Regions from separate parts of the Homo sapiens genome. Here all the other regions are linked to region 1. A link is a loop called in an ENCODE intact Hi-C map of the cell type or tissue named here. Cell type or tissue: endothelial cell of umbilical vein. All regions are shown on one strand.

The links. Peaks named below come from ENCODE experiments on the same cell type or tissue, not always from the same donor. Only the 100,000 strongest peaks of a DNase experiment are listed, where the experiment ranks them.
Region 2: it touches region 1 in a loop (4-fold over the local background); 2 of 110 quality-filtered maps call a loop at or near these places.
Region 3: it touches region 1 in a loop (1.9-fold over the local background); 2 of 110 quality-filtered maps call a loop at or near these places.

Annotation. Positions count from the first base shown.
Region 1 is chr9:4,134,058-4,142,057 of GRCh38, forward strand. The region is part of intron 2 of GLIS3 (GLIS family zinc finger 3); the gene reads right to left. Among named protein-coding and RNA genes, the nearest start is that of GLIS3-AS2, 160 kb to the right of the region's middle. RefSeq lists an enhancer at 2,606-3,805. In endothelial cell of umbilical vein, no CTCF peak of the experiment used is centred here; a DNase peak (open chromatin) is centred at 3,324; H3K27ac peaks cover 1,795 bases.
Region 2 is chr9:3,468,893-3,476,892 of GRCh38, forward strand. The region is part of intron 1 of RFX3 (regulatory factor X3); the gene reads right to left. Among named protein-coding and RNA genes, the nearest start is that of RFX3, 53 kb to the right of the region's middle. RefSeq lists a silencer at 3,017-3,311 and an enhancer at 6,710-6,859. In endothelial cell of umbilical vein, no CTCF peak of the experiment used is centred here; a DNase peak (open chromatin) is centred at 3,199; H3K27ac peaks cover 797 bases.
Region 3 is chr9:4,334,983-4,342,982 of GRCh38, forward strand. It overlaps a transcript of GLIS3 not described here. Among named protein-coding and RNA genes, the nearest start is that of GLIS3, 39 kb to the left of the region's middle. RefSeq lists an enhancer at 4,407-4,701. In endothelial cell of umbilical vein, a CTCF peak has its summit at 4,540 (motif pointing left); a DNase peak (open chromatin) is centred at 4,549.

The sequences.
Region 1 (8,000 bases):
AGTAAAATTTCAAAACGTGGCAAGAAAGACTGAAAGGAATTTTTTTTAAAACCTCTCAACCATACCCTTTTACTGTGCAAACCTGTTTTATATAAGCCTGGCCCTTTTATTTCCTAGCAAGCACAAATTCAACTACAATTGAAGTAGAGTTGAAAGCCAATTTAGATCACTTGCAATTGAAGTTTTTGCAACTTTGAGGCTCAAAGTTTCCCATTATTTTTAGTTCTAAGCACCTAACTATCCCTAACTGGCAAGGCTTCCTTTAATAATGAAATCAATGCCTAATATAAAATATGAGTCTTACACCTCCTTCAAAAGCAAATAAGTCCCAGATGCTATTGGAAAATATTTTTATTTTGCATGGGAAATGGTGGCTGGCCTCCATACCCAGCTTGTGAATGTAACTTTGGTCATTTAGCAGAGTAATTTTACCTCTTAGCCTTAGTTTCTTCCATCTCTAAAAGACAAATAATACTATACACCCTACATGGTTGCTTCGAGGATGAGTGAGACCCAACATATATGATGTGCCTGCTCAGTAAAGAGTAGTTGTAATTTTTGTTAATGTTATTGTCATGATTATGTTACGGAATGATATTTTTAGTAATGCAAATTGAGCCATAATGGGGAGAATGATTATCTAACTTAGGTGTGCAAAATGGTAGGAACACTTCTTTCTAGCCATTTTTTAAAAAAGGAACTGTCTCTCAGTATGCCCTTCTCTGTCAAAGTAGAAAGAATAAGCGGGGATGAGTAGTTCAGGAAACCTTCTTGTTTTCCTTTGGGGACTAAGCTTACCATGGAAAGACAGAGTTCTTTGCCACACGGTATACACCTTACCTAGAAGGCTTGTCCTGAAAGAGCTGCCCTGGACTAGGGAGATAAGATGGCCTAATTCTACAGTGCAGTCAGCAGGTCCACTGGACTCTCACACAAAGTTATGCCTTCCAACACATCCTCTATCAGAAAAAAAAAGATATTCTGGTGGGAAAGAAATACATTATTTATTGTGGGTCCCCTCATAGACCCCAAATTATGTTAGGAATTACGGCATATACATTTCATCCCTAAGGTTTATTAGCTTAACACATGTCAAAGCGTTGTCTAGAATTGTCTACTTAGATAGCATTATCTCTCTTTTATTTGGGATTATCTTTATTGCTATTTTAAATTTAAAAATAATATGTATTTGTGTATGTGTCCATGTGCTTTAAAAGGCAAATAATGCAAAGTTATAAAAAGAAAAAGCTCATAATCCACCCCCGACATCTATCATTCCCTTAAGGTAATGAACTCTAACAGGTGAATGTGTATCCTCCCACATTCTTCTCTGAATTCATTCAAATATGAGTATGTATGTTCTAATTCTAAAGGCAATGTGAGTTAGGCACACATTGACCCCTATATTCTTGAGAGAAGTCATCGAACTATGACTGTTTTGACAAAGAATAATGTCTCTAAGCATTATTACTTATTACTCTAAACTCTTACTGCTACTCTAAACATTATTATATTACTCAAATAACATATCTAATATAATATACATATTCATTCTTATAATGAAATATAGGTACCCACCAATAAATAAAGAATAGAATCTTAGGCAAGGCATAGTATCAATCCAAGCCTTTCCTCTTTTCTCAAATGGGAGAAACATCAAGTATATGAAAGAACTTTGAAAAGTATATTCTTTCACCACAGAAAGAAACAAGTACCCTTCTCTCCCATCTGCTATGCAAAAACAGATCGATGAAGGTAAGCACAGGTCATCAAATTCTCTCACCTTTCATGAATACTCCTCCTTAGAGCTAGAAACATCCTGCATACCAAACACCCTAGGCTTGCTATGTAGTGTTTTGTCAAATTCATAATATTTCACTGCTGAGATACATTAGTAACAATTTAATGAACATATGTGACTGTATGGTGTATTACTCTGAAATACAGTAAGGCATGGCTAAATGGCTACGAACACCAAAGGATGACAATTAGAATGAAATAACCGGCTCCTATATTCAGGGGCAAAGCAATCGAATTTGGCAATTGTGACAAATGCTCAAAACTGTGCAAAACCTATGGAAGGTAAGGAATGCTGGATATAACATCCTACCTCCATGGCGCTCACAACCTCTGAAGAGATAAGATATACTCACCTAGGAACAATCGGATAATGTCGCTAGACTGTACAGTATTAAGCATGAAGCTAAATCATAGAGACAGGAGCTCAGAGGAGGAGGGCAATCCCTTTGTACTAGGTAATTCATCAAAGAAGAAGAGTATGAACTACAAACACGTTTCCCAAAGTCCTTCAGGATGTCCAAAGATGTTAAATGACAATGAAGTTGGCCTCATGGAGATGTCCACAGTCCAGTAAGCTTGGGAACCCCTAATACAACAAAGTTAAACATATCTCTTTACTGTAAGTCTTCAGGAGCCTTTAAAAATGTAAATGCATGTGATAAATCTCCCAGAAGACCAAATAATATTTAAAGTACATTTGTTTAGGGAGGTTTTTCCCAAGGGACTCATCTAAGACTGGCATTCTAAGGAATACCCTTTAGAAAAGAATAAGCTAAAACATGAAGGAAGAATGAGCACACAAATGAGAAGGAAGTAGTAGGGTGTAGACACAGAAACGAAAGGGAGGAGGCACAATGCGTCCTGGAGAAACAAAGATGAGCTAGGGCTGCCTACAAGAGGAGAAAGGGAGAAGACAGAGCTTAGAGGGTTGGTTCAATCAGCCCTGAAGAACTGATTTAAAAGCTGGACATTACTTATCCAACAGTGGTTCAAACCTGGCTACATATTGGCATCACCAGTGAAGCTTCTCAAATGCAAATTCCTAAGCTCCACTGCAAACCAACTAAACCAAATGATGCTGATATAACTAGTCACCTGATGTGCATCTGGGACCTTGTGCTATAGGTAGTGGCGCATCCCATTAGGAGCAGAGTTCACCCAAGATTAATCTGGAAGAGATGGGGAGAAAGGCTGGAGGAGCACATGAACCAGCTGTACAGACGGCATAGCAGCCACAGGGTGGTAAATGACAAAATAAGAAAGCAATGGTTATGAAGCAAGTTAGAGTAAGGATTTTATAATTAGTTGCTAAAGATTTAGGCGATCACATTTAAATGGGAGAGGGGGGCCATATAATGTCTATTTGGTGACTTCATTACAAAGACAGCCAATAAATAGGTCAAATCTGAACCCAGGGAGATTCGCATGAATCATGCAATCTCCTACCACCTTGTCTTCAGGAGTTCAGCTTGAATCTTCCATGTTTATCCCACAAAGAACATAACTTTCATACCAACATTCTTCCAACCTTAGTCAGCATTCAGGAATGCTGTCCACCAAGTATGGAATCACCAGCATTACTCACTGCAATTTATCCCTGTATTAAATGGAATCACATTTATACCCAAGAGATTAAAATGTATCATATTCCTTTCTGTACCACTCAGTGCCCTGGATTCCTGTGCATGGAGCCTCAATCTTGCTCCCCACCACTGGGCACTCCCAGTAAGATGATATTATTAGGAACCTACATCTCTGAGCCACTTCATAAGGATGCAAAGATAAATTAAGCAATATTCCTGGAGTTTGTATTCTAAAGTCCCATCCGTCAGCTATTGTATATCAATTATCAACTAATTAGTAGAGAGTGCTCATGCTGACCCCTCTGTTCTCTCTTGTAATGATTTGCCAAGTTAACTGAAAGCTGCTCTGCTCCATAGAGACTCTTAGTATAGCAAGAGTGTTAAATAAAGTTCACCAACAATTAGCCTGGAAAACCAAAGAGGAAATGTAAGCACATTTTACTGCTTCTCCCTCGACAAATTTTCTAGCAATCCCAGGGGAAGTAAGCAGATACATTTGTTAACTAAGCAAACAAGTACTCTGAAAAACTGAAACACCAGCAGAGGCACAACTTAGTAATTTATTGCTCACAGATCAGGTATTTGTTTATTGTGTCCCTGCTCTGTGCTACACTATATACTCTAGGGATTGTGGACACACAGATGAGTCAAATCATTCTTGCCTACCATCTAATTTAATAGGCTTAGATCAAGCCTCATCTGGTGGACACATCTGTGAAAATATATAAAAGTGGAATTATTATACTTACTGTGGAAAAAGAGGACTTCCACAAATATAAGAAAGAATGAATGGAAGGGAGGGAGAACGCATATTGTCATGGGAGAAAACTGCCTCAGTTTCCCAAAGACACATTTACTGGGTGTTAGGCTTGGTCCTAGGCCGTACAGCTAGCCCTTGGTCAAAGATCTTACAACCAATTGGAGAGAGTGTTAACTAACACAGGAAACAATTGGCAAACACCTAATCTTAAATTGAGTTGCTTCACTGCTGAGTACAAAAAGAGCTCAAATGAGGAAAAGATCTGAATACACTGGAGGAGGCTTAGTAGAGGAGTGAGACTTCATCTGAGCCTTTTAATGGCAGGAGGAGAGGGGGCAATATGAAGAGTTGGATGGCCAAAATGAAGTGAGGTGCATGTGCTGAGGAAGTATTATGGAGGCAGCATGGGGGAAGCCGTAAAGAATGAGACACTAGGGCCAGAATAGCTTCCCTTACCAGCTGTGTGACCTTGGGCAAATGCCTTAAGCTCTCTGTGCCTCTATTTCCTTGTCTGGGAAATGGGGATGATAATTGTTCCCACCTTCATAAGGCTGTTTGGAGTATGAAATAAGTCACGTATGTAGACCACTTACAACAGTTTCCAGCACACAGTAAGTACTCTATAAGCTGTAGGCATTCATATTCTTACTAAGATGTTATCAGATTGCACACAACCTCCAAAACCAGGCACCCCAAAGAGCTACAGTAGACTTGCAAGCATGGGTATGTTGTAAGGAGGGAGCAAGAAGATAACAGTCTATTTCCAGTACATTTAGAAGCAGAGCAAAGGCTGAAGGCAGGAAACCAAGCTAGTAAGATGTTGCCATAATCTCAGGGTGAGACCAGGCTGGGAAGAGCAAACGGAGCAAACAGGGTAAAGCCCAACTTATCTTATTAAGAAAACAAGTAAGATGGTTGCTGAAGTGCCTTTAAGGAATACTAGATTCAGAACCTTTCTTCCATAAATCAAGGTTGTATATCTCTCAACCTGCTTTTTCCCCTGCCCCAAGCCAAACAAAAGCAGAGGCTGGGTGAGAAATGGCAAAGCTGCCTCTGGGTGAGACCCCTCACTGTACGGAGCAATGACTGGTATCCCCCAGACAGCAAGTGCTCACCAAATATCTGTTGGATGAATAGGTAATGAATACAACTTTTAAGAACAATTCATAAGTCAAGTACAGTTCAAGGCCACGAATCAAATTGAGCAGTTCCTCTGAAATGTGTGTAAGTCATGATGCTAAAGAAGACTGAGGTCCCTGGTGGACACAACTGTTGATATGTCTCTAAATTACTCAACAGACAGAAATATTACTCGTTCGCCCCCTCTGTCCATATTCCCTCCTGTTACATACAGATACACACAAACACATTCAGTGTGAAGGGAGGGTAGTCTAAGCCAGCAGTCCCCAACCTTTTTGGCCCCAGGGACTGGTTTCATGGTTCGTGGTTTCATGGAAAGCATGGAAGGGGTGGGCACGGTTGGGTGGGGTTCAGGATGAAACTGTTCCACCTCAGATCATCAGGCATTATAATTAGATTCTCGTAAGGAGCACGCAACCTAGATCCCTCACTTGCACAGTTCACTATGGGGTTTCTGCCTCTATGAGAATCTAATCCCACTGCTGATCTGACACGAGGCGAAGCTTGGGCTGTAATGCCCACTGCTCACCTGCTGTTGTGTGGCCTGGTTCCTAACAGGCCACTGACCCATACAGGTCCACGGCCAGGCAGTTGGGGACCCCTGGTCTAAGCTACTCAATATAAATCAATGGGACTTTTTTTTCAGTATGTAAGAGCTGGTTCAGAGGCAAAATCGCAGCCAATTCTTCATATTAGATATAACTTCTTAGCCTGTAAAAGGCATATCTTACATAGTCGTCATAGCCGCCAGACCAGGTAGATCGCTTGAGCTCTGGAGTGTGAGACCAGCCTGGACAACATGGCGAAACGCTGTCTCCACAAAAAATACAAAAATTAGCCAGGCATGGTGGCGCGTGCCTATAATCCCAGCTACTTGTGGGGCTAAGGTGGGAAAATTGCTTGAACCTGGGAGGTCAAGGCTGCAGTGAGCCAGGATGGCACCACGGCACTCCAGCCTGGGTGACAAAGTGAGACCCTGTCCCCAAAAAACAAAAACAAAACAGAACAAAAAAAGCCACCAGACTACCTTTGTTTTTCCCTAAGCAGTAATTTCCCATTACTGTCCAAAAAGACACATTCTCTATCATAAATTGTTTCTGCTCCATATTCTGCATGGGCTTGCAAGTCCAGATGGGATGCCCAGAAGCCTCAGACCCAGAGGGAAGGAAAATAGTAATGAAGATTACATTATTTTGCATTAAAATGAAGTCACCCCTATTTCCAAGAAATGGAAAGTACCCAGCTTCCTCCCAGAAGTCCCCCAGAGCTGCTCAACTATCTCATAGGCCAGATACCCTTTCCTCCTCTAGACTGTAATTGTTAACTCTGAGCTCCAAAGCCCATTCAGCAGCTCATGTTTATGGCAAGAAAATTCAGCGAGCTATTATTTGTATTTTGTGCTCCTTCGTCTCAAGAGAGGTTATTATAAAAGGGCCAAGAGTAGACACTGTTTGAATTTATCTTTTTTTTTTTTTGAGACGGAGTTTTGCTCTTATTGCCCAGATTGGAGTGCAGTGGCACAATCTCAGCTCACTGCAACCTCCGCCTCCTGGGTTCAAGCGATTCTCCTGCCTCAGCCTCCTGAGTAGCTGGGATTATCGGCGCGTGCCACCACGCTCAGCTAATTTTTTGTATTTTTAGTAGAGACGGGGTTTCATCATGTTGGACAGGCTGGTCTCGAACTCCTCACCTCAGGTGATCCACCCTCCTCGTCCTCCCAAAGTTCAGAGATTATAGGTGTGAGCCACCGTGCCTGGCCAAATTCATCCTCTCTCACAGTCTTGTGTAGAAATCTAAATTCACTGAGATTATTCCAGGTGCTCTGAAGGTGGCAGAGCCTTCTGAAAGAGGATAGTGCCTCTAGGAGGGAGACAGAAGGAGAGAGAGAGGTGGGATTGCCCAAAGTCTGGGAAGAACAACAGTTTGATGGTCCCTGAGTAGCAAGACAGCTCCCAAGGAAGGCAGTGGGGGTAAAAGGTATGGCTGCCTGGCCAAAATACAAAGGCCAGACCTTCGGGCCTGGGCTCCCAGCTCCAGCAAAACCTCCTGTGTCCAAGCAATGCACAGAGCAGCAGACTCCTAGAGGCTATGTGGGGCTTGGTCAAAGGGCATCTCAGCAGTAACCTGAAGAACCAAGAACACAGAAAAGCTCCTGGAATGTTCTGCTCTCTACAAACACCCTGGGATTCTGTGTCACCTTGGTAGTGTATCAGGCCACCCCAACTAGCAATAACTGAGATTAAATTTCCCACTAATGAGTAAGATGGAATCTTGGCATCTGATTTGTTGTGATTTAAAGGAAATAATTTAAACAACCATTTCTTGTATACATAAATTGGTAGAATAAGTCATACTACAGATTTGCTGAAAATTGGAGAGGTAGGAAGGCTGAAATATCTACCTTTTGGCTCAGAAAATTTGTCATTGTATAAAATCACATAACTTTAACTAAAATACCAAAATATAAAAATACAATTTTAACATCACAAATCTCAACACACAGGCAATCTGGCTGAGGCCTACATAATGTAATTCCCTTCTGTTTCTTTTATTTAATGCTATTTTTTAACTTATAAGAGAACTAGAGTAATGTAAGCATTTCTGTAAACATGATTGGAACATGAGTTAGTATCGAAGTAAATGTGACTTTCATCTCTGCACCTTGTAGATGCGAATCCAGACACGGTACCAGCAATAACTCCCAACTAATCATATCT
Region 2 (8,000 bases), 670 kb before region 1:
AGGGCAATGTAAAAACAAGTTGAAAAATGTAAAACTACATAGTTGTATCCCTTTTCAAAACCAATTCATTTAATATTTTTTAAAACTGCCTGTCAGTTTTTCGTAATACCCACTCTCTAATTAGTGTAGCCAAAATTTAGAAAAATGCAAAGCATCTCCAGATAAATTCATTAAAAAAACATTCAAGTGAAAGCCCAGACTATTGGTTACAATGAAACTATGTTACAGATGATCAAGGGATAAATTCTGTTCATTTATTTAACAAAAAGAGAAAGAAAGAAATACATGTCCAAAGTTGAACTGCTGCAAAAAGACAGAAAATGCATACTGAATTTGTGTTCAATGTAGGAACACAAATACGTTATGCTTCTGTGTTCATATACTATTTCATATACATTATTTTCTTTACCTACCAATCTTCTATTTTCTAGTCTAGTACCATTAGAATCTAGAAATACTTCGTTCTGAATTTTCTTTTTTCAAATTTAAGGATCAACTTGGGTATTTTTCCAGGACACCCAATAAGGATGAAAACAATATTTTCAATAAGTCAAAGATAAAGTCAATATATAAACTACGAAATCTCTCAATACTGGGTTCTAAAAAGTGCAGAAAGGTCATTATTCTTGATTGTGAACATAAATTTGTTTTGCACTTGTTTTTACTGGGTCAATGATAAAATATTATTTTCCTATTATTTTCTTTGGAACAGCTCTTCTCATGGGAATACACTTAAAACTATTTTACAATTTCACATTAAAATACTGTCCAGTTAGCTTTCAAATAATTTTTTAGACACCAATATAAATTCAACCGTACAAAATCAACAATGAAAGAAAAACAGGACATATGACCCAAAATAATTATAGTTTTAAAAATTATAGATCATGTTGCAGTGAGCTGAGATCGCGCCACTGCACTCCAGCCTGGGTGACAGAGCGTGACTCCGTCTCAAAAAAAAAAAAAAAAATTATAGCTCATGTGTAAGTCCCTAAACCAGCCTTAAAAAGGAAGCCTTTTCGAAGTACACCTAACCGACAACTCCAAGATGCTGATTTGCCACAAGCACCCCTGCAATATTCAAGGATCACTATTGTAATCCCAAGTCTCAAATGTGTTAGAGACAAGAAAGAGAAGGTCAAGAACCATTAGTATAAATAGCATAAAAATCAAACACATCTCAGATCCAAAGAATGATATGTAAAAATGAAGAGCCAGTCAGGTTTAAGTATAGACACAGACATAGCCTATGTGGTAAGTTAAAACAACAATGGTAGGTTAAAACAACAACAAAAAAACAGCATAGCTATGTGGCCACAAAATACTAAGTAAATATTTCACTGTCACAAACTAGTAACTGACAGGGCAAGATTCCATCTCAACTTTTCACAACAAAGCCCAGATTCTTTTCTTTTTTTCTTTTTCCTTTTTTTTTTTTTTGAGACGGAGTCTCACTCTGTCGCCCAGGCTGGAGTGCAGTGGTGCGATCTTGACTCACTACAAGCTCCGCCTACCGGGTTCACGCCATTCTCCTGCCTTAGCCTCCCGAGTAGCTGGGACTACAGGTGCCCACCACCACACCCGGCTAATTTTTTCTTTTTTTCTTTTTTTTTTTTAGTAGAGACGGGGTTTCACCATGTTAGCAAGGATGGTCTCGATCTCCTGACCTCGTGATCCGCCCGCCTCGGCCTCCCAGAGTGCTGGGATTACAGGCAGTGAGCCACCGCACCGGGCCAAAGCCCAAATTCTTTTCACAGCCCGATACTAGCTCCAGAGTTCTTCTCTGACATGGCTTTACATTTTCAGAAATCTGTATCTATTGTGATTGAGAGACAGTTGCTATCCTTTACAATTGATGATGCTGGTGAGATGTTATCATCTATGCATATAAACAGAGTACAACTGACAAAAGTATTAGGAGGTGATCCTTGTCTTTAAATGAGCAGGATAAGATAGATGACCTTCACAGGGCTCTTCTAGCATTCTAACATTCTATGAGTAATTTATCTTATTAAGATGTTTGGGAACAGATAAAAAATCTCTGGCTATTTCTTTTCTAACTTTCTGAAATCTGTTCAAGATAATAACTCCTACCCCATCACTATTTTACAAAAATTTAAATATAGTATCTACATTAATGTAATTCTCACAAATCTGTGATGTTGATTATTTTATACAGATGAGAGTACTGAAATTCAAAAAGATTGTGGTGCTTTGGCCCAAAGCACCAAATTACTAAACAGCAGAGCAATTCTAAAGGCAAATCTGTCCCACTCACAGCTCAGGACATTTACCCTTATATATATTAGATGCTGCCATAATAACAGCATCCATTTGTACATCACTGTACCTTTGTCACCTGTTCCCTAACTTTGTCCTCAGAACAACCCTGCAATAAAATAAGGCAAGTAATATCATTCTGGCATCATTTTACAAATAACTGAGTCTTGGAGAATTTAAATCACTTGCTCAAGGATCCTTACAGAGTAATGGTAAAGCCAAGTCTCAAACAGAGGTCTCCTAATTCCAAGTCTAGTGTTTCTTTTGTCACTATATCTGACTGTCAATTACAAGTTTGGCTTCAACATATCTTTGAAACATTTCTATGCCTACCCTGCTTAAACTTGTCTCTCTAAGTGTGAAATTCATTAAGTATAATTGAACTCATGAAAGCATTGTTTATGCCTATGTGTGGCATAATCACTTATGTTCCCAATATAGAATTACGTTTAAAATATATCTGTCTAAGACTTTTAAGAAAATTCTCACCCAGATTTTGAATGATCAAGAATAAGGTGGCTAGTTATTAGAAAAAATCCTCCTTAAATCCCAGCAAGGGGGAAAAAGGGATGCCTAATTTGGGAGTTTGTTGAATTATAAATCAGCCTTCTCCTTACATCCAATTTATAGAACAGACAGCAGTACTGCCTAGAATTCTGTCTTCACTTCTTCAGAATCTTTCTACCAAATGCACTGCGATTACTGAATGATCTTATTTAGTAAACCAGCTTCTTGCCCCTTCATTAGGTCCTAATCTAAATTATAGTATAAAGACATAGGTTTTCTACTCGTGGCTGACTTATGATAAACAGCACTGGCTGGCCATGTGGCCTGATGAGGTCCTGGGACACAGAAGGGTCTTTTTTTGGACTTTATCAGTCTTAGGGCAGGCAATTTATTTTGAGCCAGAAAAATAAAATATAATCTTAGGCCATCTGGTTCTGTAACGCACTGTATTTGTTTAGAAAGGTCACTGTTGTCAAGTTATTGAATGTTATCTCTGGAATTGACAGGAAGAGGGAAGTTTTTGAAAGAAGGCCAAGAATATTAAAGCACCGGATATTAAGGTGTAAAGCAGTATTTAAAAGCTTGGGCTTTAGTGTTAAACAGACCACAGCTCAAATCCTAGCTCCACCACTTACTACTTAAATGACCTTGGGCAAGTCACTTTCTTTCTTAATTCAATTTTCCCCATCTATAAAATCTAGATAACACACCCTAGTGAGATACTGTAATGAGAAAATGATGTAATACATATATGTCACTAGCTCATAGTTATCATTCAAAATTTATGTAATAATTATTTTCAGTATAATTTTTGTTCTAATTTTTGTTTTACCTGAAACCAAAATTTTCATTACTTTTATAAACACTTCTCCAGACAGCAAAGTATAATTCCAATACAGAATCACAATTTATACTATACAAAAGATACGGATTTAGAGCCTATCCCTAACAAAAACTTCAATCTATCGTAAGGATTTAAGCAACATTCATTTCTTTGTTAAATCAGATATGTAGCAACCATTATTTTGTCAGTGAAATGATTGAGTTACTGTGTCAGTGAAGAATGAATACTAGGCTTATCAAATCCCTATCTGAACAACTTCAGGGGGACCAATACTGCTGTTTTATTGGACAACTGCTATAGTATCCTGATGTTCCTATGCAATAGTTATTTTCTGTACATTATGTAGTTTTCTATTAATGTTGCACAGCAGTATTATGATCCAACTACTGCAGTAACGAGATGATCCAGAGTTGACTTAGACAGGCTATTCAGGCCCTTTCCTTTTGTGAGATTAGCAATGTGGTTAAAAATATAGTAATAATTAAAACACTCATTAAAAAATAGCTCAATCAAAACTCCATCTAGAATGTTGCTGAGGAGCAACAGTTTCGATTCAGCATGCCAGAGTCTGGATCGACTTATATATCCCTTAAGAATCTCAATGGTAGGCAAACACTTCACCTGTGGAATTATCTCCACACATAATTGGATTTCCCAAATCAAAGTAGGCACTATAAGCCAGGGCAAAAGCTGCAGTCTTAGGCTAGAGAAGAAGATTTCCATCTGTTTTCTACTTCAAGTATTAGCTGCTACAGAGTTTCCCCTTTGGTGTCATAATAACAGGCACATATTTTTCATATGAACTACTGGGTTCTCTTATTTCTCCACAATACTGAACTGAGAGATCTGAAAATCACTAAAAACATATTTCTAACTCTGGGGTCTAGCCAAGAAGACTACCTACAGACTAACAAAAGTCTAAAACATGCGTACTGAATTAGGGGTTATAAAGATAAATGGATCCAAGAAATATATAAGCCTACATAGAATAATACACATGAGAAGCTCTCTTGATCAAGCTTCACTTACCCAGCTTGCTATGTAAACCCACATTGTTCATTTCCTCTTTAACCATACTGACAGATGCCCACAGAATACTGAAAACTCACAGCCTGCAGGAGTCTCTCTAGCATGCCCCTCAACACTTCTGCTCCCAACTGCTGAGCTGTATATTCACTCAGAACAATATTTGTTCCAAAACCTCAACAGGGGAGTTTTATTGTTATTGTAATTAGCTAATTTAATTAAATATCACATAAACCATAAAAGCAAAAATAAAAGGTCTTGTATCTTTAAAAACTAAGTCAAACGCATTGAAAAGACTTGATAAAGGCAAGTCACTGCAAAATACTGCTGTTGAAATAGGCAAAGATAAGAGAAATATTTTTAAACCTGGGAAAAATAATAAAATATAGAATATAATGTTTCTGAAAATGTAGCATGGAAGCCAAGCATAGAATACTGAGCCCCACCTTCCATAGTTTCTGATTCAGTAGGTCTGGAGTAAAACCAAAGAATTTGCATGCTATGAAATTCCCATGATGCTGAGGCTGCTGGGCTGGGAACCACACTTTGAGAACCACTGCTCTGCAAGTGTCTCAATTTTTTAATCTATATTAAAGAAATAAAGCATAAACTGGATATGACTTGTTATAGATGTAGATTTATATAAGACTTGCAGTTCCAATCAGCAAGCCTATATTGAAAAAAAGGCCCTTGGTCCTAGTCACAAAAACAGTCTATTTATACATTTTGCACATTTCAAGTTAAAATGTTAGTGAGAAGTATGCAGCACTTTTTATGACCTACTGTTTTAACTTTTTCTATTAACAGTCAAACTACAAGAACCAATCTCATCAGAAAAGATCCCTTGTCAAATACAGACTATGAAAGTACCACTGAAGTTTCAAAGTTCCTTTACCTACACCATTTGCAAGAAGGAAATTCCGTGATTGTCTCATTGGTTATAAGACTTCCCCGAAACACAAACTCATAGAAGCTCATAATATCAATGACGCTTTTAAAATTAAAGTTAAAAGGTTTAGTATCACTGTCTCCAATTTATAGATGAGATTACTGACTCAGAAGAAACATATCTAAAAGTAAGTCAGCCAACAAGTGGCAGCCAAGACTCTGAATACAGATTTGTCTCCAGAAACAGTGCTTATTTGCCCAAACCACAAAATATTGCAGTATAATCTTTAAAAGAATCAAAGACAGGTTTGCAACAATACACCATTAGAACCCTAATCAATCTAAATGTCTGTGAAACAGAAAATGACCAAACTAGCAGCCAGGTATGGTGGCTCATGCCTGTAATCTCCGCACTTTGGGAGGCCAAGGAAGGAGAATCACTTGAGGCAACCAAGAGTTGAAGACCAGCCTGGGCAACACAGGAAGATCCCATCTCCACAAAAAGTAAAAAATTAGCTGGGTGTGGTGACACATGCCTATAGTCCTAGCTACTCGGGAGGCTGAGGCAGGAAGATTGCTTGAGCCCAGGTGATCTAGGCTGCAGTGAGCTATAATTGTGCCACTGCACTAACAGCCTGGGCAACAGAGCAAGACCCTGTCTCCAAAAAAAAAAAAAGAAAGAAAAAGAAAAAGGAAGGAAGGAAGGAAGGTAGGTTGCCAACTATAAACAGTTATAAATGGATGCTTATAAGCATTATATCTTCATCTTGAACACTGTAGGGTCCAGCCCCACAGGGTCAGTGGGTTTTTCTCCCCGTGTGCAGAGACGAGAGATTGTAGAAATAAAGACACAAGACAAAGAGATAAAAGAAAAGACAGCTGGGCCCGGGGGACCGCAACCACCAAGACGCAGAGACCGGTAGTGGCCCCGAATGCCAGGCTGTGCTGTTATTTATTGGAAACAAGGCAAAAGGGGAAGGGTAAGGAGTGTGAGTCATCTCCAATGATTGACAAGGTCACATGAGTCACATGTCCACTAGACAGGGGGCCCTTCCCTGCCTGGCAGCCAAGGCAGACAGAGAGAGAGGGAGAGAGAGAGGACAGCTTATGCTACTATTTCTGCATATCGCATATACAGCGTATGCAATAGCATACGCTATTATTTCTGCATAATATTACAATATTGTTTCTGCATATCAGAGACTTTTAGTACTTTCACTAATTTTGCTACTGCTGCCTAAAAGGCAGAGCCAGGTGTACAGGATGGAACATGAAAGTGGACTAGGAGGGTGACCACTGAAGCACAGCATCACAGGGAGACAGTCAGGCCTCCAGATAACTGTGGGCAGGCTTGACTGATGTCAGGCCCTCCACAAGAGGTGGAGTAGAGTGTCTTCTCTAAACTCCCCTGGGGAAAGGGAGACTCCCCTTCCCAGTCTGCTAAGTAGTAGGTGTTTTCCCTTCGCACTGACGCTACCACTAGACCACAGTCTGCTTGGCAACAGGCATCTTCCCAGACGCTGGCGTTACCGCTAGACCAAGGAGCTCTCTGGTGGCCCTGTCCAGGCATGACAGACGGCTCACACTCTTGTCTTCTGGTCACTTCTCACTATGTCCCCTCAGCTCCTATCTCTGTATGGCCTAGTTTTTCCTAGGTTATGATTATAGAGCGAGTATTATTATAATATTGGCATAAAGAGTAATTGCTACAAATGATTAATGATACTCATATATAATATATATAATATATACATATAATTCATATGATATTCATATATAATCATGTCTATGTAGATCTAGTATAACTCTTGTTGTTTTATGTTCTTTATTACACTGGAACAACTCGTGCCCCTGGTCTCTTGCCTCGGCATCTGGATGGCTTGCTGCCCACAGAATATAATCATAAACATCATCTATAAGCTGAACTTATTAAGTGCCAAGAGAGGATCATCAAATATAGGGCACTGGAAGGTAGCTAGTTTATCAGCATTGATGCAAAGTTTAGTATTTATGGACTGCTTGAAAACAGGGGAAGAGATGAAGTAGCTCAGTGACAGCAATCACCATTAAGATGATGCCATTAAACCAAGTCAATTTTAGAAACTAGAGGCACAGACAAACAGCACCTTATCTCTGCCTTATAAGGTAGTGATGCATTCATGTTGTATTATAAATTCCAGAAGAGAACCATATCTGTAAAACTATGAAGGAATCCATCTTTTATGTATCATAAGCCCATCAATACAACTTTATAAGAATTGCTTTATTCAGTTGTGTTTTAAATAACTGGAGAAAAAAATGTTACAAACAAAAACGCATTTATTGGAATTGACAGGAAGAGGGAAGTTTTTGAAAGAAGGCCAAGAATATTAAAGCACCGGATATTAAGGTGTAAAGCAGTATTTAAAAGCTTGGGCTTTAGTGTTAAACAGACCACAGCTCAAATCCTAGCTCC
Region 3 (8,000 bases), 200 kb after region 1:
ACCGCAAGCTCCACCTCCCGGGTTCATGCCATTCTCCTGCCTCAGCCTCCCGAGTAGCTGGGACTACAGGCGCCCGCCACTATACCTGGCTAATTTTTTGTGTTTTTAGTGGAGACGAGGTTTCACCATGTTAGCCAGGATGGTCTTGATCTCCTGACCTCGTGATCCACCCGCCTTGGCATCCCAAAGTGCTGGGATTACAGGCATGAGCCACCGTACCTGGCCCCATTTCCACTCATTTTTACTGAGCATCTTAGTGCCATAATTGAAACAAATTAGAAGCATAAGAAATAACTCCAGTGACGATCAAAGTCTATACCACAAAGTGAAATGAAGCCCTAAGCCAATTAACCTGTGAAATTGATCAATTAATTGTAGACAGCTAAACCAAATGGTTCAGTTAAAGTAAATCCTCAGTTGCTCGTAAACTTGCCAGATATAGCAAATAAAAAGATCTGGTAATGCTACTCCATAAAGGGCTTCTGCTCTAATCATCTGAATTATCACTTCTGCTCCACGTGCTTTCCTGTGCAAAGCCTTCAAGTGTGAAAAACAGGCAGAATTCAGTGGTTCTGGTGTCTATCTCCCTCACCAGCCCTGGGGATGGCGTTAACCTAGCTTACACCTGGCATCTCACCTGTAGTACCCTAAGTAGCCCGGGGTTAAACAAGGGCACTTTCAACACGGCTTAGGGTTTTAGTTTAAACCTGAAACATCAGGATCTATTTAGACCTCTCTTAGAGGCATCCATCCCTTTCAAGAAGCCTCAGAACACACTTGGCATCCCCTGGGTCCCTTGCCCTACTCTGAATTGCCCCAGGGTCCTTCCCCCATTGAACCAGATTTAACAGGATAAGGTGATTCTTCCCTCATTCCAGCCTTGGTGTTTGTATCCAGTTCCAAGAAATTCAGTTAGTTAATACAGAGCTATGACAACCTAAGGTAAAAATTTGCGGACTTCGGTAAATTTACTTGGTGACAGGTGATGAAGAAGAAAGGGCAGGGAGCAAGCAGTTAGAAAACCTGAGTTTGGAGATGATGTGCTGTGAGATCTTGAGTAAGTCATTACACCTCTGTGGGCCTCCATTTCCCAATCTGTTTGTTACCCATAAGCCACATGGCATGATATTAAAGTAGGGTCACAATAGCAGTAGAAAGCAATAGTTCTCTGGCTCTAGCCCACTGCCAACTCTTCTCCCTGACCTAATCTTGGGAGTCTCCAAAAAGCATCTCATGTGGATTCAAAATCAGTCCTCTCCATGGCCACATGTGATATATGGGTTTCCTCTTCTTTAGCTCTGAATACTTTCAGAGATCTCTATGGCTAAGCTATCTATCCACTAAGCCCCTGGTGCTGCTGTAACTAGCATTAAAGTTGCTCCACAGGGCCAAAGCCACCAGGCCAGGCCAGGTCACCAATACTCTGGGTGGCAGTTCTGGGTCAGGGACCTGGATCCCTTAGGATCATTGCTACAGTTTCTGGTGCCAGACCCTGAGGGCACTGATACATGTGTCGGGGTGTTGATATCACCCTTTCTCTTGGCATCCTCACATGAGCCCTGAAACTGAATATATAGTTTCCGTTTTATGGAAAAGGAAAGTAAGACTCAGGAAGATAAAACAACAAAACCAAGACTGCAAAACCAGTAAGCGACAGAACTAGGGTTTAGACCCAGATCCACCTAACTCCAAACCTTGCCATTCCTCAAAACTATCACTTATGGGAAACGTGCGATGTTCACTGCTCCAGAGCTCATGTCCCAAGTCCTATACAATTTGTATATTCCTTTAGTTGGCAAGTTTTTATGATAGTAGAGAGATGTTCATACTAATTACACTACAGATCTGCTAAAAAGATCTATGAAAAGAGGTCTACAAAGTTATCTGTCAATTCTACATGAATACTCATATATTCTGATAAGGAAGACACTAACTCACTAAATTCCAAGAGAAAAATAGATCAAGTAAATGGACAATTTCCAGAGGACAGAATATAAATGACTAATAAATATTTAAAAATCTAATATTACTAGTAAATGTTTTTAAATGCACTAAAATGAGATACTACTTTTAACCTATCAAATTAGGAAAAGAAAATACTCAGAGTTGGTAGTGTCATTGGCTTCTAGTGCACAAACAAATTGGTACAACTTTTCCCGAAAGTAATTTGGCAACACATAGAATCATTAAAAGTGCAAATCATTTAACCCCAAAACTCTCATTCTGGGACACAGTCCTGAGGAAATAATCAGAAGCTCAGAAAAATACTTTATCTACAAAGACCTTCACCAAAGTGTTAATTATTGTAACAAAGCTGGAAATAACATAAATGTCTAACAATCAGAAAATAGTTAATTAAATACAGCCATATGATTAGATAGTATGCAGCTATTAAAGTGATATGGTCAAAAAATTAATGACATAGGAAATGTTCATTTGAAAATAAAGATACAAAATCGTACGGACAGTATTTTCATACTTTTGATTTAAACGAATGAAGGCAATATTTTGCAATGATTCTGAACATTTCTATGTACTCTACAATGATGTATATTTCCTTTATAATCAAAAAAATATATCTAACAAACAAAAAGCTTCAGGCTCCTTCCGGTCATTTTTTCTGACATGCTGAGTTGGACAAGGGCCTCAAGCATCACTGAAGTAAAAGAACATGGAGGATCCCTTTGGGCCAATATCTGACTCATTCTACCATATCACAAGGCCAGACAAAAGCTGATTAATGTTCATAATAATGATCACAATAGTAGCATAATAGTAGAGGTGGTAGCAACCAGTTTTGTTTACTCAGTACCAGGCTCCACTATCCATCTTTCAGATATGTTGTATCATTTAATCCTCACAAAACTCTATGAGGCAACTATTACCCCCATTTGAAAGATGAAGAAACTGGGGTTCAAAGAGATGAAAATATTTGCCCCAAACCACACAGCTTATGTGACCAAGCAGGAGCTAGGACCCAGATCTGATTTCCCAGGATGGTTTGCTCTTTCTCTAATGTCTAACTGGTAAGATTGGCAAGGCTGTGTGTGTGTGTGTGTGTGTGTGTGTGTGTGTGTGTGTTTAGTTTTGAAATGCAAAAACTGTATTTGTCCATAGCATGACTTCTTTTCACAGGAGTCAGGACACCTGATTCTAATCCTATCGCTTCTCCTGACTAGACAAGTTTCCTTGAACAAGGCATATCCCATTGAGATTTTGCTGCTGCTATGTGTTGGCAGTGTTGGACTAGATGAGTTTCCTTTAAGCTTAGCTTGTTAAAACACAGCTTTCAGGTCTTTCTGTAGACCTACTGAATGAGACTTTCTGGTAACAAAATTATACGTATATATAGAGAGATAGATGGATTTCTATTATATATGTGTGTACACACACACACACACACACATACACACACACACACACACACAATTTTTTAAACAAGCTCCCTGGATTATTCTTATTCAGGATGAGAATTCAGCTCAGGACTGGTATTTGGGAGTCACCATACTAGACAACCTATGAGGTACTGTTCATATCTACTAGTCAATGACTGTATAGGGCCCCAAACTTGAAGTCAAGATGTGGCTACCACTGAATTTCAAATAGGTCTGGAAGAATCTAAAGGGCATGTGACTTGTTCACAGGCATTGTTCTGCATGAAGTTTGGGGACAGACCCAGGGAGAAAAAGGAACTGGGGGAAAATAGTGTAAGTACTGGAGATTGGTTCCTGTAGCCAGCCCCATGGGAGAAGGAGCTGCAAGTAGAAAGTAGAGGAACCAAAAATATAGCCTCATATTGTATCACCTAAGGAGCCTGGAAAAAGCACTGTTGCTTGGGTCCCAGCTCCAGAGATCCTTATTTAATTGGTTTGGGGTATGTGCCTGAGTCTTGGGATTTTTTTTAAAGCTCCCCAAGTGATTCCATTTTGAAGCTAAGATTGAGATTCTGCATTAACACACAAGGACACAAAGCCTTCAAAATGAGACGGCTTTATGTGTTACAGGCTTACCCTTAAAACTATGTTGAAAAGCGGCATTTCAAGGACCCTCCTGGTGAGTTCATGAAGCAAAATAATCATGTTCAAAACAATTGAGACTGTCCATACAACACTACCTCGATATGTTTGGGAGGATAAACTCAACACCTCAGTCATGATTTAGTGGCTTGGCTTATATATTTGGTGGCATAGATAGAATTCTGTCCCCAGGTGTGTAAGTCACATGAAGCCAGTCCTCAATGACTGGATTTGTCTTCTTCACTGAAGTGAATTGATCTGTTGTTTTGTCACTATGTAGCTAAAGCCAGTGGGAGGGTGCCAGTTATTTGGAGAAAATGTTTCATTTTGAAGTACCAAAGACAGCCGATGAATTGTGTTCATGAAATACATGCTTCACTCTACTTTTTAATTTGCTCCTGTTTAAGTTAACTGAGAGTTTCGTCTTTATTTTTAAAGAATGACATTTATATAGACGTTCAAACTGCCAATCTGTTACATAAACAGCCTTGTTTTTTGAAGGGCTGGCGCCGCCTAGAGGCCAAATAGGTGCAGAGGTTTGGATTGCTAACCGGAAAGAACCTCTCCAACCTGTTGCTTCTGGTCCTTCTGTGATCCGTCTCTGTTGTGTGTATTTAGGGTCAGGTAAAGCTAATCAGACTTTTCATTGAGCAAAGTTTCCCAAGCAAGGGTGGAGATGCCACAGTGACATTTCAAAGCCAGATAACAATGCAATGATGGGATTTGGGAAGTTTGGTACAAAAGAAGCTTCTCACTGGGATCAAAACGTGCCCAGAGAACCAGAAACTGTAGGGGGAGGGAAGGGGGAGGGGAGGGGAGGGGGAGGGGGGAGGGGGAGGGGAGGGGAGGGGGTAGGGGAGGGGTGGGGGAGGGGAGGGGGAGGGAAAGGAAAGGAAAGGAAAAGAAAAGAGACAGAAAGGTAAAGCAAGTTTTTGGTGGGTAGTTTCCTAGAGTGAACTTAAGAGCAAACATTCTCTCATTTGGTATTGACCAAGACACAAAGACTAGGGAGAAGTCAACATTTAATACCAGCTGACAAGCGGCTTTGCTTCTTGCTCATCAGTGAATTCACCATGTCCTCACGGCTTGGCTTAGCATGAGGTTGATATTCCCCTAGAATCTCTGGATCTATTCCCTTTTTCTACAGCCTTCTCCATACTTTTAATATTTTCTTTCTTACATGGCCAACTTTTAATTACCACAGGGGAACAGAGTTAGTATGTATTTTTTAAATCTCTGAATAATCCAAAACGTCTGTACCCAGATAGAAGTTTAGGAATTACAAATCAAATGAGAAAAAAAAAAAAAAGTATGTCATTTTCCTTTATTTGCCATGACTGATGTCATCTGACTTTTGAGCTGAATAGAAGTGAGGGGGTGGGGGAAAACTTCAACTTCCCAATTAAAAGGCAACTCAATTCCAGGATGAAACATTCTTTTATTTTGTCTTACCCAGTGTCTTTGGGGCAAATTCCTCATCTTTCAGGATGCATCCTCCATCCCTGTTCTCCTTGCCCGGATGGTTCCTGGGTCTAGGGTTAAGCTTCTGTGTATTTGTGGTGGCAGGACAGCAGGAATGAGGGAGTGAGGGTGATGGTCCATGTGCTCATCTCCACATCCACGCTATTAACCACCATGGACACTTGAACCTGGAGACCGTTGTCGGAACCAGATCCCACCTGATTCTTGTTTTTGTTTAATTTTTTTGGAGACAGAGTCTCGCTCTGTCACCCATCACCCAGGCTGGAGTTCAGTGGCACTATCTCAACTCACTGAACCTCCGCCTCCTGGGTTCAAGCAATTGTCCCTGCCTCAGCCACCCAAGTAGCTAGGATTATAGGTGTGGGTGACCCCTCCTGGCTAATTTTTGTATTATTAGTATAGATGGGGTTTCGCCATGTTGGCCAGGCTGGTCTCAAACACCTGCCTCGGCCTCCCAAAGTGCTGGGATTATAGGTGTGAGCCACCGTGCCTGGCCTCACCTGATATTTTAGCAACTCTGCAAACACCCACAACTGGCATCTGACATCCTTGAATAGCCTCTGGACTGCAAGTCTTTCTTCCCTCTAATCCAAATGATCTGTTATCTCTTCTGGTCCAATGGTATGCTTAGAACTTATGTGTTTCCTTTTTGGGGACAGACTTTCCTAGTTGCATTATCTGATCCACAGGCTTGTGCAATACTCTCTAGGACAAAACAAGACTGCTCTCTATCCATCTACTTCCACTTCTTCTTCAGCCATTTCCAACCTATCTGGCATCACTGGAGCTTAAAGCTCTCCTGGCTTGCACTCACACGAGTGAAAGATAAGCTCTATTACCCTGGGATTACACACTTGTAGTTATCAGGCAACATCTGACCCTGTTCAAATCAACTCTCCTTCTTCTCCAGGCTGATGTGCACACAGCTCATTGTGTGCTGGAGAAAAACTCACCATTGTGAAGACTTGTCTCATTTCACATTCAAGGTCACTGATCTCCAGTAGATCCTTAATGCTGCCCTATATCATTTTTTCTCCCACTCTCCTCCATGACTTATTTCCCTCATTCTCTTCTGTCCTCAGACCCCTAGCACTTCCTCACCTATACTCACTTCCATCCAATGCATCCAATCCAAGCTCATCCCATTTATTGATAATTTGAAAACCAATAGAAAAAGACCACAGTCTTACAACCAGTGCCTCTGGCCAGCTCTGATAACTGTGCCCAGGTACTCTGCCTTCCCTCCTATGAACAAGCAATCAGTTCTAAGGAAAATTCCTCCACTTCAGCATTAGATCCCATGGCCAACAAATGGGATCTCCGCTTTTTTTTCTGTCATCACCTTTTTCCCACGTTACTGATTAAATCTCATAACAGTTAAGCATACTACATGCTTGTTGACCACGTATATGTCTTCTTTTGAGAAGTATCTGTTCATGTCCTTTGCCCATCTTTTAATGGGGATGTATGTTTTTGCTTGTTAATTTGCTTAAGTTCCTTGTGGATTCTGGATATTAGACCTTTGTTGGATGCATACTTTGCAAATATTTTCTCCCATTCTGTAGTTTGTCTGTTTAATCTGTGGATAGTTTCTTTTGCTGTGCAGAGGCTCTTTAGTTTAATTAGGTCCCATTTGTCAATTTTTATTATTGCTTTTGGCACTTTTGTCATGAAATCTTTTGTCAAGGCCTATGTCCAGAATGGCATTTCCTAGGTTATCTTTCAGGGTTTTTATAGTTTTGGGTTTTACATTTAGGTCTTTAACCCATCTTGAGTTAATTTTTGTGTATGATGAAAGGAAGGGATCCAGGTTCAATCTTCTGCACGCGGCTAGCCAGTTATCCCAGCACCATTTATGGCCTGGTGCTTTCATCGCTTTCCCCATTGCCTGTTCTTGTTGATTTTGTCAAAGGTTGGGTGATTGTAGGTGTGTGGCTTTATTTCTGGGTTCTCTATTCTGTTCCATTGGTCTATGTGTCTGTGTACCACTACCATGCTATTTGGGTTACTGCGGTCTTGTAGTATAAAGTTGGGTAACGTGATCTCTCCAGTGCTTAGAATTCTAACTTTTTGCTTAGAATTGCTGTGGCTATTTCAGCTGTTTTTTTGGTTCCATATGAATACTATAATAGTTCTTTTCTAATTCTGTGAAGAATGTCATTGGTGGTTTAATAGGAATAGCATTAAATCTGTAAATTGCTTTGGGCAGTATGGCCATTTTAACAATATTGATTCTTCCAATCCATGAGCATGGCATGTTTTTGCATTTGTTTGTGTCATCTCTGATTTCAGCAGTGTTTTGTAATTCTCACTGTAGAGATCTTTTACCTCCCTGATTAGCTGTATTCATAGGTATTTTATTTTGTGTGTGTGGCTATTGTGAATGGGATTGTGTTCTTGATTTGGCTCTCAGCTTGGGCATTTTTGATTATAGAAATGCTACTGATTTTTGTACACTGGTTTTGTATCCTCAAACTTTGCTGAAGTTGTTTATCAGATCTA